Regions from separate parts of the Homo sapiens genome. Here region 2 is linked to region 1. A link is a loop called in an ENCODE intact Hi-C map of the cell type or tissue named here. Cell type or tissue: mammary epithelial cell. All regions are shown on one strand. Region 1 holds the start of ITPR3-AS1 (ITPR3 antisense RNA 1). Region 2 overlaps PHF1 (PHD finger protein 1).

Evidence for each region. Peaks named below come from ENCODE experiments on the same cell type or tissue, not always from the same donor. Only the 100,000 strongest peaks of a DNase experiment are listed, where the experiment ranks them.
Region 2: a loop joins it to region 1, with 2.2 times the contacts of the local background. A loop is called at or near these places in 5 of 110 quality-filtered maps.

The regions. Positions count from the first base shown.
Region 1 is chr6:33,631,368-33,633,867 of GRCh38, forward strand. The region is part of intron 1 of ITPR3 (inositol 1,4,5-trisphosphate receptor type 3); the gene reads left to right. It overlaps ITPR3-AS1 (ITPR3 antisense RNA 1), which reads right to left and starts at 2,378. Exons shown (of 2, transcript NR_134628.1): 1 at 1,997-2,378; 2 at 1-1,646. LOC124901305 (a long non-coding RNA gene) reads left to right here. Exons shown (of 2, transcript XR_007059550.1): 2 at 72-604. RefSeq lists a silencer at 2,168-2,497. In mammary epithelial cell, a CTCF peak has its summit at 1,361 (motif pointing left); a DNase peak (open chromatin) is centred at 2,324; H3K4me3 peaks cover 516 bases.
Region 2 is chr6:33,413,331-33,415,830 of GRCh38, forward strand. PHF1 (PHD finger protein 1) reads left to right here. Exons shown (of 15, transcript NM_024165.3): 6 at 79-227; 7 at 406-501; 8 at 711-779; 9 at 913-1,036; 10 at 1,147-1,214; 11 at 1,395-1,499; 12 at 1,625-1,814; 13 at 1,905-1,999; 14 at 2,260-2,340; 15 at 2,480-2,500. Among named protein-coding and RNA genes, the nearest start is that of CUTA, 3.5 kb to the right of the region's middle. In mammary epithelial cell, a CTCF peak has its summit at 1,480 (motif pointing left); no DNase peak of the experiment used is centred here.

The DNA of each region.
Region 1 (2,500 bases):
TGAATCTTCTAAGTGATTGACAAGGTGAAGCAAGTCATGTGATTACAGGATAGGCGGCCCTTCCCTTTTAGGTAGCCGAAGCAGAGAGGGAAGGCAGCATATGTCAGCGTTTTCTTCTCTGCACTTGTAAGAAAGATCGAAGACTTTAAGACTTTCACTATTTCTTCTACCGCTATCTACTGCGCTCTTCAAAGAGGAACCAGGAGTACGGGAGGAGCATGAAAGTGGACAAGGAGTGGGACCATTGAAGCACAGCACCACAGGGAAGGGTTTAAGCCTCCGGATGACTGCGCGCAGGCCTGGATAATATCCAGCCTTCCACAAGAAGCTGGTGGAGCAGAGTGTTCCCCAACTCTTCCAAGGAAAGGAGACTCCCTTTCGCGGTCTGCTAATTAACGGGTGCATTCCCAGACACTGGCGTTACCACTTGACCAAGGAGCCCTCAAGCGGCCCTTATGTGGGCGTGACAGAGGGCTCACCTCTTGCCTTCCAGGTCACTTCTCACAATGTCCCTTCAGCACCTGACCCTATACCCACCGGTTATTCCTAGGTTATATTAGTAATGCAACAAAGAGTAATATTAAAAGCTAAAGATTAATAGTGATTGCTAATTGTCCATGATCATCTCTATATCTAATTTGTATTATGACTATTCTTATTCTATTTTTTTTATTATACTGAAACAGTTTGTGCCTTCAGTCTCTTGCCTTGGCACCTGGGTAATCCTCCACCCACAGCCAGTGTCTGGGGCTGGGAGCCAGAAGACCTGGGATCTGGAACTTGCTGTTCCATTAACTTGTGTGACCTGGGCGGGTCAGTTTCTCCTCCATGCCCCAGGGACAGTTTTCTCATCCACAGCTGAATGGGGGTGGGGGGAGGGTTGTTCAGGGTCCCTCGGGGATTTCCCCAGTCTGTCATTCCCCCAGTCTGTCATTCCCCCTCCCATGGTGCTCTGATGGTGGCCAAGGTGGTAGGTTTTGAGTCAGGCTCCTTGATAGTCACCTGCCCCACTTCTATCTAGCTCCCTTCCTCCTCCTTATCTAATCTTTCCAGACAGCACTGACCCACCCTGCTACCTTTCCCATGGCGCCCACCTGGATCTCAAAGTCCACGCAGGGTGGAATGGGGCAGAATGGGATGCAGCTGTCTTCCTCTCCTACCTCAGATCAAGGTCTTGGGGTGTAGACCCCGTGGGCATTTCAGGGACTGTGCCCTCCTGCAACCCTAGAACAAGCTGTCAACCAGCTCCTCTCCAGAGGGCCCAGAACAGCCCTGCCTGCCCACAGGCCTCCAGCCAGGACCCTTTCCCTGTAGCCCCATCCTCCTGCTCCCTCTGCTGTTCAGACTGGTCTTGTGCCTCCCAGTGGATGGAAGGCGCACTGCAGGGACTGTTGTCCTCTGGGCTCCTGAGCCTCTGCTGGGCTGGTCCTGGAGGGGAGAAGGGGACACACAGGTGTAGACAGGGCTCCTGTCCTCGGCACTCAGCGTGGTCGCAGGAGATCCCAGAGGGTGGGGACCACACCCAGCACATAGTAGGCTCGTGGTGAGGTCTGTCGAGTAGATGGAGGCCTGGGTTGTGTCTGTGCCATTCTCTGACCAGCTGTGTGGCTCAGGGGTTCCATCCACTCTGTGGGCCTCACTCTGGACTGTGGTAAGAACACAATGAGATACTGGATGTAAAAACGATTGATAAACTATAGAGTCGCGCGATGGAGGGGCAGTTTTTTTGTGATCTTGGCTGGGGTACCACCGGCCTCTAGGTGAGGGGCGATGCCGGTGGTGGGCGTAGCGGGGCGTGGGCAGGGAACCACACGGGAGCCTCAGCTTGGCCTTGAGATGGCAGGAGTGGGATGGGGCGTCATCCTAGTAGAGGCTGGACAGTGAGAGATCGGTGGGCTGGTAAAGGGTGGGAACAGGTCTTTTCTGGGGCCCGTGGGTGGAGGGACCTTGTGGGGAGGCGTTGGCGAGAGGGGGGTGAAGCGAAGCGGCCACTTACCCCTGTAGAGCGCGGCTCTGGTTTCAGCGCCCGGTGCGCACTCAGCAGGGCACCTGTGGTCCGGCTAGTTTGATAAACACAGGTGCCCGCCATGAGGAAGAGTCGGGGTGGGGCGCTAAGGCCAGGGACGTCGGTGCCATCAGGTGGGGAGGGGTACCCCGGGGCCGCCCTCCGCGGGCAGACGAGCGGGGGAGAGCAGGAAAGCGCGGGCGCAGCGGCACATCACCCGCCCCGCCCCCGGGCGCGTCTGGCGGAGGCGCGGCGTCCTGGCAGCGGCCGGCAGTCGGAGGCAGGCCGGGGCGAGGCCGCGCTGGCCCTCCCTTGGCGGCGGCGGCGCGTCGTGGGAGACGGCTGCACGTGGGACGGCGAGTTTCGCTTCGCCGCGGGGGCGGGGGCGGGGCCGGGGCCGGGGCCGGACGCCCGGAGCTCGCGGGCCGGGCCAGGCTGGGGGCGGGGCGGGCGCGGGGCGGGCGCGGGGCGGGGCCGGGCCGGGCCGGGGCGGGG
Region 2 (2,500 bases), 220 kb before region 1:
GCCTCCCATCCACAGCCTCTCCCAAGCCTTTTCCTCTCCCCACCCCTCTGAAGCCACCCACCTGTCCTGTCTCTGCAGAGGGGAGGTGCCCTGAAGAAGGGCCCCTATGCCCGGGCCATGCTGGGTATGAAGCTTTCTCTGCCATATGGACTGAAGGGGCTGGACTGGGATGCTGGACATCTGAGCAACCGACAGCAGAGTTACTGTTACTGTGGTGGCCCTGGGGAGTGAGTAATGAGAGGGGAGCAGACTGTGGAATGAATGATGTGGTGGTGGATCCCAGGAAATGAAGGAAAAAGAACAGGATGAGGGTAGCACTCAGGGGGATAGGAGGTAAGTTTAGGGTTTGGGACAGTTATGGGGAAGGGGGTTTCTGGAGGCCAGAAGTCCTGTGTTCCCCCTCAGGTGGAACCTGAAAATGCTGCAGTGCCGGAGCTGCCTGCAGTGGTTCCATGAGGCCTGCACCCAGTGTCTGAGCAAGCCCCTCCTCTATGGGGACAGGTGAGACCAAGGCAGACTCTCTAGGAGCCAAGGATGCCCTCTTTCTTCGTGTTCCACCCTCAGTTCTCCCACGCCCTTCTCCACTCCAGTCTCTTCCCAACCTCTGCAGCGTTACCTCACCTGTTTGCCCCGTCCTTGCTTGTGAGTCTTCCAGGGGATGGCACAGTTTTCCTGTGTAAGTGTGTTTGCTCCCTCTTGCCCATGTCCAGGTTCTATGAATTTGAATGCTGTGTGTGTCGCGGGGGCCCTGAGAAAGTCCGGAGACTACAGCTTCGCTGGTGAGCTGGATTGGGCATGACCTCAGTGTAACTCCACACCACAGTATTTCACTCTATATGCCCCAACCTCCCACCTCAGGACTCCCCTGGCTCTTAAAATGCCTCTGTGGTCTTGAAAACTTTGTTTTTCCAGGGTGGATGTGGCCCATCTTGTCCTGTATCACCTCAGTGTTTGCTGTAAGAAGAAATACTTTGATTTTGATCGTGAGATCCTCCCCTTCACTTCTGAGAATTGGGACAGTTTGCTCCTGGGGGAGGTAAGGGGTAGTGCAGTTTTGGGGGTTGGGATGGGACAGGGAGATGTAGCGGAAAGGGGAAGAGAAGAAATCACTGCTCCCCTGGCCCCATTTTTCTTCATTTCTCCCAGCTTTCAGACACCCCCAAAGGAGAACGTTCTTCCAGGCTCCTCTCTGCTCTTAACAGCCACAAGGACCGGTGAGTTGGAGGGAAGAGGAGGCAAGGATGAGGCTCGGAAAGAGATGGAGAGTGGAAGCCTGGAAGGGGAGGGGCTTGCAACCCACCTGGAAGACTGTGACTGAAAAGGATTGAGGAATGGCGTAAGGAGGAACCGTTTTTTACAGCACTGACCCTATATCATTTCTCTTCTTGCCCCAGTTTCATTTCAGGGAGAGAGATTAAGAAGAGGAAATGTTTGTTTGGTCTCCATGCTCGGATGCCTCCCCCTGTGGAGCCCCCTACTGGAGATGGAGCACTCACCAGGTCACTGGTCCAGGGGGGATGGGGGAAATTCTCAGGGTGTTAGTCCTGGGGGGTATATGTATAGAGATGGGGAGGTCTTGGGGGTGTCCGGGAGGGGGCTGGGGGGATAAGGAGGCCTCTTACAGCTTCCCTTCAGGGCAGGGCCCTGGGGGAGGGGTCTCACGTCCCCTGGGGAAGCGCCGGAGGCCGGAGCCAGAGCCCCTGAGGAGGAGGCAGAAGGGGAAAGTGGAGGAGCTGGGGCCACCCTCAGCAGTGCGCAATCAGCCCGAGCCCCAGGAGCAGAGGGAGCGGGCTCATCTGCAGAGGGCACTGCAGGTACTGGAGCAGGGGGAACCCGATGGAGCAAATGGTGGGGTGTGGGAAGGAGTCAAGGATTATCTCTCAGTCCTTTGCCCCCTCTTCTAGGCCTCAGTGTCTCCACCATCCCCCAGCCCTAACCAGAGTTACCAGGGCAGCAGCGGCTACAACTTCCGGCCCACAGATGCCCGCTGCCTGCCCAGGTCAGTGCTCCTCTGCCCCTCCCCCACAAAATATGCTCCCAATTATTCACATCTTCTGGACTTTATCACCCAGAATTCTTTTCCCTCTCCCCCTTGGCTACCCACTTCTTGGCCTAGACCGACTTCTAGAACTAGTGTCTGGTAGCCAGTATTCTGGGGAAGGGAGTCCCTTGGGGGTAGTGTTTGAGCTCTGCACTTCCCAGGGGGAGAAGGTCCTGTTCCCCTGCTTCAGGTCCTGACTTTCCCCACTCCAACCCCAGCAGCCCCATCCGGATGTTTGCTTCCTTCCACCCTTCTGCCAGCACCGCAGGGACCTCTGGGGACAGTGGACCCCCAGACAGGTGAGATTCTGTCTTCTATTACCAGTGATGCTCTTCTTCCCCTCTATGTGCTCAAGGCTCTTAGTCTCTAACACTGTTTCTCTGATTCACATGTGCTCTCCATTTCTGCCCATTTCTTACAATTGCCTTCTCTCCCTAGGTCACCCCTGGAACTTCACAT